Regions from separate parts of the Mus musculus genome. Here region 2 is linked to region 1. The links are chromatin loops, found by intact Hi-C in ENCODE. Cell type or tissue: heart. All regions are shown on one strand. Links, peaks and the distances in the headings refer to the core of each region. The heading gives the core; the rest is flanking DNA.

What was found. Peaks named below come from ENCODE experiments on the same cell type or tissue, not always from the same donor. Only the 100,000 strongest peaks of a DNase experiment are listed, where the experiment ranks them.
Region 2: a loop joins it to region 1, with 2.3 times the contacts of the local background. A loop is called at or near these places in 1 of 42 quality-filtered maps.

Annotation. Positions count from the first base shown.
Region 1 is chr10:128,089,024-128,096,791 of GRCm38, reverse strand. It overlaps Atp5b (ATP synthase, H+ transporting mitochondrial F1 complex, beta subunit), which reads right to left. Exons shown (of 10, transcript NM_016774.3): 9 at 7,634-7,768; 10 at 6,404-6,773. The coding sequence ends at 6,673. Baz2a (bromodomain adjacent to zinc finger domain, 2A) reads right to left here and starts at 4,009. Exons shown (of 30, transcript NM_054078.2): 1 at 3,942-4,009; 2 at 269-353. In heart, for the core only: CTCF peaks have their summits at 4,151 and 5,661 (motif pointing left); DNase peaks (open chromatin) are centred at 3,541, 4,081, 5,051, 5,641 and 1 weaker place; H3K4me3 peaks cover 3,524 bases; H3K27ac peaks cover 3,272 bases.
Region 2 is chr10:128,492,200-128,498,583 of GRCm38, reverse strand. Myl6 (myosin, light polypeptide 6, alkali, smooth muscle and non-muscle) reads left to right here and starts at 4,698. Exons shown (of 7, transcript NM_001317218.1): 1 at 4,698-4,775; 2 at 5,018-5,045; 3 at 5,839-5,982; 4 at 6,182-6,355. The coding sequence starts at 4,773. Myl6b (myosin, light polypeptide 6B) reads left to right here. Exons shown (of 7, transcript NM_172259.1): 2 at 1,167-1,383; 3 at 1,943-1,970; 4 at 2,188-2,331; 5 at 3,357-3,530; 6 at 3,917-3,994; 7 at 4,101-4,427. The coding sequence starts at 1,213. The coding sequence ends at 4,129. In heart, for the core only: CTCF peaks have their summits at 3,099 and 4,428 (motif pointing right); DNase peaks (open chromatin) are centred at 3,533, 4,313, 4,673, 5,533 and 3 weaker places; H3K4me3 peaks cover 4,163 bases; H3K27ac peaks cover 4,591 bases.

The sequences.
Region 1 (7,768 bases), core at 2,769-7,768:
CCGGCCCCGATCCGAATCTGGGTCCTAGCGCCCAGAATCCCTCCCAGCAGTTCCCTGCTTCACCAGCATCTCTTTGAGGGTTGGAGTCTTGCTTCACGCAGGTCAAATTGAAAGGTGAGCCATATCCCAGGATTAACCATAACGGCTAGAACCCATTTCTAGGACCATTTCGGGGCTGTTTATTTCCTCAGCAGGGTGGTGATGAAAAAGTGGAAGTTGATACATAGGGAGCGATTTTACAGGGATGAAAAGGAAGCAGTATACTCACCTATGTCCTGTAGGGACAACCTGGTCCTGCCTGGATCACTGCTTTCCTGGTGTCATCTGCAGGACCTTGGTCGTTGGAGAGAATCCTGCACATGGGGAAAGGAGACTTGGCTCTGGCTCCACACAGTCAAGATCTGAATCTAGCCTAAATGTGGCCAAAGGGTAGAAGATAAGCAGTAAGATAACCAAAAAACTGACCCAAATATTTTTCTGTTCCCATACCTTTTCTTTTTCTTTTTTGGTTTTTCAAGACAGGGTTTCTCTGTGTAGCCCTGGCTTGTCCTGGAACTCACTCGATAGACTCGCCTCGAACTCAGAAATCCGCCTGCCTCTGCCTCTGCCTCCCAAGTACTGGGATCAAAGGTGTGCGCCACCACCGCCCATCTCCCAAACCTTTTCCAACAAGGCTACATGGCTGTGTTCTTTGGAGAACTGGAAGTCTAGACAGGAATTATGGCTTAGCTTTCATCTGAATGTTATTGCAGGGACCCAAGATGGGAAACAGTGTCGTATGTTACAGCTTTTTCTTTTCAGTTCCTACCTCTCACTCACTAGGTGAAGAACTCAAGACCCACAGAAGCTCCCCGACCTGTTCAAAGTCACACAGTAAATAAAATATGACTAGAAGGGAACTGCATTCCCCTTCCTTCCAATTCAAGACTTCTGGCTTCATAATTCCCATTCAAATCAATGAAATGTAGTTTTAGAATGTAAACAATTGCCTAAACTACGCAAAGCTAAGTCTGAAGACTTAGAAAGAGCGACACACAGAAACAAGATTCTGGCTGGTTTTGAGGGGTCAACAAATACATTTTTCTCTGGGGGATCCCAAGAGCTTGGAAATCTGGGTGTGGACAGAGTCTGATTGAACCAAACCCGCAGTCTAACGCCAATGTCTTTACCCCAGACAGGGATTCTGAGTGTGGGAGATGCTTTACCCACCCATCATTATAAAAAGTTCAGATAGGTTTCAAAAGGAAGATCTCTTTAAGATAAGCCAAAAATGTGGGCTCAGCACATGGTTCCTCTCCCTCAACAGAGCTAAGTAGATTACTAAGGGAAGGAGGAGACAGAACAAAATCTCTCTCCCCTGTCAAAATGAGTTTATAAAGTCAGTCACGGCAACCTACGCCTGTAATTCATTCCTACACTGAAGAGGCATAGAGGAGAGGATCGCCCTGTGAGCTCAAGGCCAGCTCGGTCTACAAATCCAGTTCCAGACTAGTCAGGACTTCATTGTGAGACTTTGTCTGGAAAAAACACAAAAGGACAAAGGTCGCCTGGGGGGATACACCTTATCTTTCCAAAAGCCCACTAACCTCCACGCCCTGGAGAAAGGAGAAGTAAACTTAGGCCAAAAAAAAAGTGTGGCCGGGTGTGGTGGCGCACGCCTTTAAATCCCAGCACTTGGGAGGGGAAGGCAGGTGGATTTCTGAGTTCCAGGACAGCCAGGACTATACAGAAAAACCCTGTCTCAAAAAACAAACAAACAAAAATGTGTAACCCCACCACCACCAAGAAAAAAAAAAAAAGCTTAGGTTGGAACTGGCACCTAAGGGCAGGAGAGGGAAGAGACAGATTTAGAGGAAAGCTGGTATCTTTCTGTCCTCTCCTTTTTCCAGGGCAGATGACTCTTCCTACTTCCCACCCGGGGCTAACCAGTTTGAGACAGGGCACGCAGAGGAGGAGCCTGCGCCAGTCAGACGTCCGTGACCACGCCCCTTCGCTTCATCACCACACACCCACACACACCCACCGCTGGCTCCGGAAGAGCCGGTTACTCCTGTGCCCCACTGTTCCCACCCCTTCCGAGCCCCAGGCCTAGTAACCTCGGCTACTTTTAGGCCCAAACCCTGCCCTGAGCCAGTAAAGAAAGAGGTAAGATAGAAGACCACCAGATATTAGAAGAGGAAAAACAGGGCATAATACGTTTTTTCATCTGGTACAGAAGGGCTCCTATCGCTTTATCCCACCTAGGCTGCGATCTTCCCTACTCTCTGAAGGATAAAGGTGGGCAGGGAATACGCCCCAAAGCTTTTTACTTTTTGCCGGGTGCCTTAACATACAACACTTGTGACCTGCCCCCCACCCCCATGCCAAATCTGAACGCAAAAAAGCGGACTTGATCCCATGTGTCCCCAAACATTTGTCAATCCCCATAACAATGTGGCTGGTTAGCCAACAAGCCTCCCTTCAAGAAGCTACTCCAAAGAGAAAGGGGCCAACGGTCATTTTATTAGCAACCTGTGAGAAGAGTGTCTGGGGAACAGACTGAACCTCCCACAAAACAAGCCAGAGGATGATGAGACGTGAAGTGGCGATAAACACCTGCCACCGCCTTCTCACCCTCCAAGTTCCTGCTGTACCTCCCTGTCTCTGGGTCAGCTGTCATTGTGCCAGCCACTCTGGAGCCAGATGGCTGGGGCTATGAGATGGTGGTATGCATCCTAGCTGTACCTTCCCTTTCCTCTTCAAGACACTCCAAGCATCCAACCTTAAGCACTACAGGACACACACACTGCGCCCTTCCCAGCACCTTTAGTTGTGACTCAGAGTAGTATAAGACAAACCCTGACACCCATTCTACTAATTCTGGAGGCAGGGGCACTAGAGAAGGAGCTCGGGGCTCAGCTGGATGGAAAGAGTATTTCCTATTGAAGGTAGGGTAATTATAAAGACCTCCCACTCCATGACTGAACCGATCTTGCCTTAGCCACAGCTCTTGGCCCTGTAGCAATTCCCATTGGTTCCTTTTCGGCACTCAGGTTCGGAGGAGACAATCTCACCGTATTTTGGTAAGGTTAGGTTCTCTCATAATATGCCAAAAAGATTGTAACCCCTCCCCTTCTCCAAGTGGGTCTGCGCCCCTCGGATTTAGTCTCCAAATTCCCCAACGGACAGCTGGGCATATGATAGGCATATAAGACAGTGACATCTCGGGGTTTTTGTTTGTTTTGTTTTCTGGAGTAACCTGAAATAGAGAAGGTTGGGCTTCCTTTGCCTTACCCAGCACCCCCAATCCCTTAGAGACTTAGCCCCAGTCTTGTTCTGCCGCAACAGCCGCTGAAGCGGAGTATCACAAGGTTCCCGCAGCGCCGCTGCCCCCGGCGCCCGGACTAGGGGGAGGGGCCAGCTCCAGCGGGGCCGAGCGCCCTTCCCACCGAGATCAGGGGGCGGTGCTCGGGTCCGACCCCAAACTCGGCAAGAAAAGCTTTAGGTGAGACTTAGCTGAACTTGAAGGGTGAGCGGAGCAGGGCGGACAGCGCCCGTAACGTGCGTCGTACCCCCCGCCCCCCGCACTACCAGGAGAGGGGTTGGGGTGGCGGTTATCTCCCCCCCCCTCCGGGGTTAGGATGGCGTGGGAAAGCGCTAGTTCCAGAGAAGAGGAGGCGAAACCCAGACCGCGGGAGAGCTTTCTGGCGAGGGAGGCGCGGGGGAGGGGAGATCCAGGGCCGGAATAGGAGGGGTTCCCGGGAGAGGATGGCGGAGAGGCGTGAGAAGCCTCCGGATCCCGGGCGCAGAGGACAGGGGAGGAACGGGCGAGGAGGCAGGGCGGGGGAGAGAGCAAGGGCAGCGGGCGCAGGGAAGGTCAGAGCTTGGATCCCAGGGGAGGAAGCGGCTGCGGGGACGCCCTGCCCTGGACCCCGGGCCTGGAGGCGGATGCCGGGCCTCACCTGAAGCAGGGCCGGGCCGGGCGGCGGCGGCGGCGCAGGTGGCCGAGCCGGGCGGCGGCGCCTCCTCCCCCAGCCCGAGGCCGGCGGCGGAGGGGGGGGGGGCGGCGCTTAAAGGGGCAGGAGCCACCCGGGTGAGGACGAGCGCTCAGGGACGGCTGTCGCGAAGGCTCCGCTGGGGGAGGGGACGGCGGGTGGCGTCTCCTAGGGGCCAGAACCAGGAAGGATCCCAGATGCAGGAAAAGACAGAAACTTCTGCGGCGTAGTTGGGGACAGCGGTGGGTCTGAACTGGAGTACTTGAAGAGCTCTTTTTGCCGGCACGGGGCGCCCAGCTAAGACTTATTCACAAAGGAGGCTGGAGAGACAGTGGGAGCCACAAAGATTCAAGGAGGCCTAGGAGAGCAGGAGAGGGAACTCAAGGCCGAGAGCATGTCGGGGTCACGCACAGCGCCCTGCTAGGTAAACAGGCTTCTCCCGGCCCTATCCGTACTACAGCTGTACAAATCTGGAATCAGGAAACCACAGAGGCAAAACGCTCTCTGTCCTGTCAATGGTGGAGGCCATCCGTAACAGGGTCGTGAGGCTGATGCAGGGCTAAGAATCGACTTTATTCATTGCTCGGTTTGGCCCCAGCCACCACCACCACCCTTGCAGCAACCTCTGGGGCAACAGGAAGCAGCTGCTCAGTGCAGCCCCGACCCGGTGGTGGGTTAAAGGGGGGAGGAAGAAACACCGAGAGAAACTAGGGGGAGGGGAAGCATCTCTTACAAGACCAAGACTGAACTAGTAATGAATACAGTAAAATACTACTTGAATCTCTGCACTTAAATTGGAGCGGGGGGTTCTAGGGTGAGGAAGGAAGCCCTAACCTAAGATACAACCCCAGGCTCTTCCTTAGAGCTGGAGCTTGCCAATGCTCAGCAGCTCACCAGCTAAGCCCCGTGTCCCCCCCACAGTCCGTTTCTCTTCCTTCACTCCCCCAAAAGAGCAAAGGTTAGGCCCCACCCCTGCTGAGTCAGCCAGAGAGGGAGCTGGGCATCCCTCAGGCCTTTCCCAGGGGCAGCTATCATACTTACCCATGTCAGGCTGGCAGGACTCAGGATTAGGACCCAGATTCTCACTGTCCTTGGGTCTTGCTTCAATTGAAGGCTACTGTTGGATCCTGTCCAACTATGGGCTGGGAACTCGCAAACCCCAAAAAAGCCAATGTATGCTTCCTGCGAACGACACAGCCTGAACTGCTGTAGGGTGATGTCCCTGTATGACAGACTGGGGTGGGAGGGAGGAGGGAAGGGCGGGGCTTTCATTGGGTGGAGAGAGGGAGGAGGCGAGGACAGGGCCGACCGGAGAAATATGGAGGAAGGTTAGAACTATATTAATACTTTAGGACTGTGGTTGAAGGGGACAGTAAAGGATGAAGGAAACAAAGAGTTACAGCTAGCGAGAGAGAAAGGTTCTCTACAAACCTTAGAGAACACGAACACCGGGATGGAAATGACCTTTAAAATATCAGTTTCCAAGTCTGTACTTGGGTGACAAAGCAGAAAGAGGTGACCTGTGTACTCTTAGGTCTTTATCAGCTTTTTGCCGACTCGAGTCAGGATCTGGAGCTGTCCCCACCCGGTAACAGCATTTCCCCCAACCCAAGCTCCAAGAGCAAACTACCAAGAACAGGCAACTCAGGGGCGCCACCTTCTGTCCTAATCTTGACACAGGAGGGACTGGAGCCAAGGACGTCATAGACAGATGGAAGCTCAAGCCTCTACTCCACCCCAGGAACCTTTCCCAGAGCCCTTTAGGTCACAGAGCTCAGAATTGGGAGTTGAGCTGTCCAGAGCTCTACCCCAAGTGGACAACCTTACAAGGTGAAACTTATAGATGTAGGCTCCTCCCCAGGCCAACTCCAGCTGGTTTGTAAATAGTCATTAGACTATAGAAATACCTCCTTGCAAATAGCCTTAAATAGATTTCAAAATGGTGAGATTGCAGGTCTTGTAGTGTCAAATGCTTCCACAAGAGGCCACTGGCTGGGCTCAAACACGTTGTAAGGCACAAAATACATCCTAGCATAGTGTGTGCTAAGGTACCCATTTTTATGAAGAGGAAGTACTGCTTTTCAAAAGTCCCAGTGGCAACAGTATCAAGATTACTCTTTGTAACATCACCGAAGCCTTAAAACTTTTTCATAAGGGATCTTAAGAGACCATTTTTTTTTTTTGCCCTGAAGACTCAAGCACAAACATGCACAGCTAGGCTTGTTCAAATTTCTGGCAATATATTAAGAATTTTCTGAATGAGTACCTAGACAAGACCCTCAATTGTGACAGATAGTCAGCATTTCCTAAAAACGCAATCCCTGTCTTGAATAAGTTTATCTATTTTCTCCAGGGGAAAAACACTTTAGTGATAGTTGGAGCAAAAACCAAAGCTGAGCCTATTATGAAACACAAGGCCCATAGAATCTCATTAATAAATTGATCTTTTTAATAATAATCCTGTTTCTAACAATTTCCTAAATGTGGCCCACCACTGTGAGCTCAATTATAAGCTGTTTCAGAAGCAACATAAACAGACATAAATGAGGGGTATATACTTTATTGAAAACTTTAAATACTCTTCAGAGAGAACATCACATCTTCAATCAAGGCTCTTGTGTGGCCTGCATGGAAGGAAACCTGAGCTCTCGCTTGATATGGAGAGATCAGTTGCAGTGCTGCCTTTGGCTGGAGTCCCTCACGACCCGTGCTCTTCTGCCAGCTTATCAGCCTTTGCCACGGCTTCTTCAATGGGTCCCACCATGTAGAAGGCTTGTTCTGGGAGATGGTCATATTCACCTACATAGGGGAAAACACAGTAAGAAGCTGAGTTATATCAGCTTCCTGCAGCATGTACACCTCACCACTTGAGCCCACTGTGAAACCTTATCATGCAAGGAAACTTTTCAACTTCCACGTGAAATTTACTTTTGGGGGGTGGGGGTGTGTTCCTGGCTGACCTGGAACTCAAGCCCCTAGATCTATTTAGGAGTCCCAGCACTAAAGGTGTGCACCATATCCACCCCCTTCCAAGTATAATTGTTTTTAAAGTGTAAAGTGTGTAATTTAAGACAAGATGTAGTAGATCAAGAATATGTTTGGGGCTTGAGTGGTGGTTTAACACTGACTACTGCTTTATCACCTCTAATTCCAGTGACCAGACACCACTCCTAACCTCCACTGACTGTTCTGGGAGGATCTAACTCCTCATGGGATCGTGTACTCACATCACATACAACACTCAGACACACAAGCACTTAAAAACCCGTAATCTGGAGCACCTGAGTTAAAATTCTCACTTTCAACTCAGTGACATGGGACAGTTAATGGAAGGCAGGGTAATGGCCTTTAATGGTATACTTTAAGAAAAGTATAGACAAGGGGGCTAGAGATGGCTCAGAGGTTAAGAGCATAGACTGTTCTTCCAAAGGTCCTGAGTTCAATTCCCAGCAACCACATGGTGGCTCACAACCATCTGTAATGGGATCTGACGCTGTCTCTGGAGTGTCTGAAGAAAACTACAGTGTACATACACATAATAGATCTTTAAGAAAGAAAAGAAAGGTATGTATCATTTCATTTGATCATGTTAGAATGAGAAGATAGGCTTGTTTTCTCTCACTTTTATGGCTAGGCTTGATAAAAAGAAAAAACCTCACCTGCTAAAATCTGCTGGAATCCTTTAATGGTCTCCTTCAAGGGCACCAGCTTCCCCATGTGACCCGTGAAGACCTCAGCAACTTGGAATGGCTGAGACAAGAAGCGCTGTATCTTTCTTGCCCGGGACACAGTCA
Region 2 (6,384 bases), core at 1,385-6,384, 400 kb before region 1:
TAGGAGTGAGTGAAAGTGAGGGAAACGGGCGTTTTGTTTAGGAAGGATTCTTTATTTTCCAAAAATGGGACAATTTGCAGTAAAAAGATTCTGACGCCCTTTTGCAAATGGGAGACCCACTGCTACTCTGCGAACTCCAGGGCCTAAGTGGAATGACCAGTCTCTCAGAATGCCATGTAATTCTTCTTTATCCAAGAACAGAGTAGCCAGAACCTCCTAGCTCCCAAACATCATCTTTTCCCTTCATCAGCGCTTCCAGCAAGGTTTGTGACTCAAAGCTCAGCTAAGGTTTTTGATGTGATCCTGACCAATGGTGTGTCCGTGTGGATACCTATGAACTCCTTTGGAGGTCCTGTAACCTTTTGGGTTATTAGGGGGCTCTTTGTCTCCCAGGGCCCCCTCCATGTGTGTGTGTGTGTGTGTGTTCCCTCCATGCTCACTAGGCATTATAGCCTTTTGTTTGATTTGAATAACATTGTCTTGTTGAAAAATGTTCCTTCTTTGGAATTATGTGTGACAGATGTTAAGCCTTGCCTACACTGGAACCCCTAAACCAACATTAGGTATAGAAGTCAGTGGGTAATAACACGCTCGAGTTACTGTGCATAGTTTAAGGTTGGGGGTAGGTGGGGGCCCAGGGATTACAAGTTCTAAGGATACGGGAAAAGACAGAAGGGAGTGCAAAGGCCTCCTCTCACCTTTTACTGTTTCCAGAACAGATTTTAAAACTTCCCACCTGATACCAGCCCCCCACCCCTCTACCCCGACTCCACCCCAAGCCCTTGCTTTGCTTGGGCTTTCCCACGGTCTAAAACTAATGCAAGTTTTTGTTTGTTTTTCTACTTTAGTTTTCTTCTTTCTCCCCTTAGCTCCTATCTCAGAATCACTGGCAAACATCCTATCTTCACCCTGGAGGTTAACAATCCCTATTCTGACAGGTCTCGTGTTTCTTCTCTGTACCCTTAAAGAAAACATTCTATTCAGCTGTAGGAGAGTGGTATCAGAGGGAAGAAAACTTTGGGGGCAGGAGTCCTGAACCATAGGAGGCCAGGGGAGTGAGGGCAGACAGGCATAAGTCTCTTCCCCCTCACCCTTGCCAACTGGCTCCCTGTCCCTGCTGCTGCCCCCGCCCCTTGACATCCCAGACTCCCTGCCTATTTAAACAGAGATGGGTGCCCCCATCAGCACATTGTTCTTTGGCCACCTGACATCATGCCTCCCAAGAAGGATGCTCCCGTGAAGAAACCAGCAGGGCCCTCCATCTCTAAGCCTGCTGCCAAGTCTACACCAGGGACCCCTCTAGCCAAGGCCAAGGCTGAGCCGGCTGCCCCCCAGGCACCTGCAAAATCCCAGGAGCCCCCTGTTGATCTCTCCAAAGTGGTGGTGAGTCCTGGGGAAGTGTGAATCTGGAAGGGATAGTTCAGAGATGCGGTGCAGCCTTGGGTATCCGGGAATATGTGGAAAGGATAGGGAATGAATGAACGCTGGAATGAGGTTGGGGCTCCCAGGTCAGGCCAGTTTCCGAAGTGAAGGGAGAGGGGTGCTGTCTGCCTCTGGCTCTTCTGTTCAACTCAGAAGGCTACATCTCTGAACCCCAGGAGGGGAGACTGAAGAGGGCAGGCTTGTTAGACAATCACAGCTGGGGGCAGGGGTAAATTTAGCCTTTGTTCAGCCCCCAGTTATGTGAGGGATGCAGGACTCGGGGTAGCAGGAGGGAAGGGAACAGGTGGCATGGGATTAACCCTGTTCCCAAGAAACCCTCCCCCTGTAATTCCTCTTGGGATTCTCCCAAGGCCCAGAGCTGGGGACAGGACTGAAGTGGCCCGGCTCCCCGCCTTCATCCCTTTGGGTCCCTCCCCAGAAGTGGCTGCCAGTTGGTTGTGATAGAGAGGGACTGAATAAGCCCTGTCATCTCCTCACCTGCCCTTTTTGTCCCCTACAGATCGAGTTTAACAAGGACCAGCTGGAGGGTGAGGAGAAGCCCATTTCCTAAGCCCCATTGTCAAACCCCAAACTCCTGGTCAGATTCTCTGTTCTAACGACAGTCCTGACCTTGAAACCTCCCACACTTGTCCTGTTCTCCTCCCTCCCATGCCTGGCTCTAGCACATGAATTTCTGAAGCAAACCTCCCTCTCTCTGTTGGTGATGGGGATCCTTGGTCACACTGCCTTCTCCTTACATCTCAGAATTCAGAGAGGCCTTTGAGCTGTTTGACCGAGTAGGTGATGGCAAGATCCTGTACAGCCAGTGTGGGGACCTGATGAGGGCCCTGGGCCAGAACCCTACCAACGCCGAGGTGCTCAAGGTCCTGGGGAACCCCAAAAACGAGGGTGAGAGGAGCCTTGAGTTTTGTGGGGGTTTCTGTTTTCTTCTTGGTGTTGAACGTTGAATACAGGGTTCTGCCTGGGCCATTGAGCTACATTTCTAGCCAGCAACTTTCTCTTCTTCCTCTTTTTCTTCTCTCTCTCTCTCTCTTTCTTTCAAGATAGGATTTCAGTATCCCAGCCAAGAATGACCTTACATTCTGATTCTCCTATCTCCACCTCTTGCTACTGCCCACTAGAGTGGTGGGATTACTCCAGTTTATGTAGTGCTGGGTTGAATCCAGGGCCTCAGGCAAGCCAGGCAAGCCCTTATTACAGAGGTACTGTTTTTTTTTACTTTTTGAGACAGGTGCTCACCAAATTACTCAGGTTGGCCAGGGACCTACAGTTCTATCCCAGCAGCCCCAATCCCCAGTTTTCTTTTTCTTTTTAAATTTTAATTATTATTATTGTTGTTTAGATAGTGTTGTTACTACCACCACTACTACTACTATTACTACTACATAGGGTGTCTCTATATAGCCCTGCTTAGCCTGGAACTCATTGTATAGACCAGGTTGGCCTCAGACTCAAGAGGGACTTCCCCTGCCTCTGAATGCTGGGACTGAAGGTGTGTGGGCTTAGTGGTTCTCTCTTTCTGTTTTGAGTGTGTCCAGCCACTGGGCTACATCCCTGCCTTTCCTTTTTTTTTTTTTTTCCTTTCTGTTGAGACAGTCTTAAGTTGTTCTGGCTGGCTTTGAACTTGCCTGGTAGCTGTAGTTACAAAACTGCACCACCAGGCCTGGCAACAGTTTCAATTTTCAATGACAGAATATTGGTAAGGTGACAGAGGACGCTAGGATGGACCTCAGGACTCAAAAAACGTCAAACACAGGGAAGAGAAACATCCTGAATGCTGAAAGGGATGAAAGTCACAATAGTAGGGTTGGATGGCACTGGATCCCACACCTCAGTTGATCTCTCTCATCTCTATCTAATTGCACTGGATCCCACACCTCAGTTGATCTCTCTCATCTCTATCTAATTGCCAGAGCTGAAGTCCCGACGTGTAGACTTTGAGACGTTCCTGCCCATGCTGCAGGCAGTGGCCAAGAACCGGGACCAAGGCACATATGAGGACTACCTAGAGGGGCTTCGTGTGTTTGACAAAGAGGGCAACGGCAAGGTCATGGGTGCAGAGCTCAGACATGTTCTTACCACTCTCGGTGAGGCAGGGCCCAGAGCTGTGGGGTGGAGAAGTGGGGGGTCCTGGAAGAGCTAAGTAGAGCCTAGAATGGGTTTATGGTCCTGCAGTTATGGGCAGGAGACTCAAGAGGGCCAGCATTGTGGAGACAGATCACCTAGAGGCTAAAGTGTCCAGCTATGAGCCAAGGGCAGGGAATGCAATGTCCCCCTTTGCAAGCCACAATTGTGTTGATTCCATGCAAGTCTCAACCCCGGCAGCTTGTTTCGCTGTCAAGTCAAAGCTTTCACCTGCTCCAAGGCACCGTTGATATGAAAAAGGGCAAGGGTGGGAGGATGAACCACCCTGAGAATGTCTTGGGCTGGTGAGGCAGGGAAGGCGGGGGACTCTAACTGTTTTTGGGTTCAGGAGAGAAGATGACTGAGGAAGAGGTAGAGACTGTTCTGGCAGGCCACGAGGACAGCAACGGCTGCATCAACTATGAGGGTGAGGGGGCAGGATGGCCAGGGAGTAAGGAGACTTGAGGGGGGTGGGAGTACCCTCAGTTACCCGAAGGTCAGTTTCTCAAGTCCTCTCGTCTCCTTTCGTGCAGCCTTCCTGAAGCATATCCTAAGCCTCTGAGCTCCGCAGGTGGCCCTCCAGCCAGCCCCTGGTATCCGCTTGAGAGGCAAGGGTCCTCGATCCACCAGATAGAAGCGCAGGCAGTGCGTCTCCGCGCCCGTCCGTAGCGCAGCCGCCAGGGCTGGACTATTTCCTTCCCCACCCCCCACCCCCTCCCACCCCCACCCCACCCCAGCCCCGACTCCCACCCCACGTAGAACCTGCAGCGACGGAAACTTGCCCCACCTCCTGTGCGGCCAGAAGCGCGTTCCTGCCACTAGGGGGCACTTACAGTTTTGAAATAAAAACATGGTTCCTGCTTCGGTTTCCGACAGTTTTCTTTTGAGAAAGAGGAAGGACGGGAGCGGGTAGTCCTCTCTTCTGCAAAAGCCCAAATCCTCTGCTCTTGGTGCAGCTCGGAAGAAAGGTTTCCGAGAGTCCCAACCCAGGCCCCCCTGCTAGATTCCTGAGCCGAGGTAGGGCGCCCCCCCCCCACCTCATTAATAATGTAGTGATGTCATCTGCATGAGCCCAGACTAGCGTGCCTATTGGATGAAACGGCGGAGGGTGACGTCATGCGCCATGGGACGTACTAAGGCTGGGGTTGGGTAGGGCGTCGGAGCCATTACTGCCGGAAAAGGTCCAGCAGAGCTCAGCAGCCAAGATGGTGGGCCCTGGGAATCGGGAGATCAGGGGGATTTGGGGCAAGGAGAGGACCGCGGGTGGGAGTAGAGAAAGCAGTGGACGTGGGCACGCCCAGGTTTTGGAAGGTTGGCTGTGGGATTGGAATGTCTAGGGCTTTGCCCTGGGAAGCGAATCCTCGGCTTCAAACAGGAGTTTGTAAAGCCGGGATAGAAGCTTGCGGGGTTGGACCTCAGGTAACTGACCAATCCCTTCTTCTCCGAGCAGTGTGACTTCACCGAGGACCAGACCGCAGGTAGGCAGTCTCTGACCCGCAGCTCAGGTCATCCTTACCGAGAGGGACCCCCTTCCTTTAGCATCTATCTTCTGATCCCAACCTGTCACCTCCAGCGCTCCCAGGAGAGTGCCCCGTGGATTTCCTTCTGCTCTAGATCCTCCATTTTCTTTTCTCATTCTTTCTTCCTTCCCCTTCCACTCCAGATCTGAGCCCCAAGCGCTGGGTGAGTTTTAGGTGGTGTGGGTGTGTGAAACAATTTGACTAGTGCCTGTTATGTGTCGGGTCTATTACGCTTGTGGTTTGCTGCTTCTTTTTTTGCCTCTCCTCTGATAACTGTCCCCTCCTTAAGCTTGGATTCTGAGTACTGTAGAGGGCAGTGCCTTGATATTTTGTTAAGATGGGCACTGGAGAGTTTGCTAAGGATGTGGCTTCACCTCTTGGAAGGTCTCCCGGAGGGGAAGGGTGGGAGTGGGAGGCTAGAGTCCAGGCTCTTACTTCCTTATATGGGCAGGACCTAGCCTGGGCGGTGGCAGATTCCTGCGGAGTTGTATAGTAGTGGTGGAGAGCCTAGCCTGCCGCAGCTCAGGGGGTGTGTAAACAGATGGCTACCACCTTAAGGTAAGGGAAAGAAGGTTGCCTGTCTTTATGTGGGGCATTTGAGTTGATAGAAATAGATCCCTAGGAGTAGTCTTGTGTATAGAGGAGGACAAGATATCTGGTTTCTGCAGCATGACTTAAGTTGAATTGGCAGCAGAGCTGTGCAGCAAGCACGGGGCTAATCCCTGGTGCTGCCGTTCTTCTGAATCCTCAGAATTCAAGGAGGCTTTCCAGCTGTTTGACCGAACAGGTGATGGCAAGATCCTGTACAGCCAGTGTGGGGATGTGATGCGGGCCCTGGGCCAGAACCCTACCAACGCCGAGGTGCTCAAGGTCCTAGGGAACCCCAAGAGTGATGGTGAGCATTTCAAGAATGTAGTGGGTTCATGGTTGTTCAGCTAAAGTCATCCCTTTATCTGCATAGGTGCCAAACTTGAGCAAGTTTTGTCTCATCCAGTTCTGATTCCCTCTTCTGGCCGTCCTTGTGTTCCCTACCGTCATGTCCTGAGAACATGTGTGACTTCTCTTGTCTGACACCTCCACCTCCCACATGACAGAGATGAATGTGAAGGTGCTGGACTTTGAGCACTTCCTGCCCATGCTGCAGACCGTGGCCAAGAACAAGGACCAGGGAACCTACGAGGATTATGTTGAAGGCCTTCGTGTGTTTGACAAGGAAGGAAATGGCACCGTCATGGGTGCTGAAATCCGTCATGTCCTAGTCACACTGGGTAAGGGTCTGTGACCTTTCTGGAGCTGA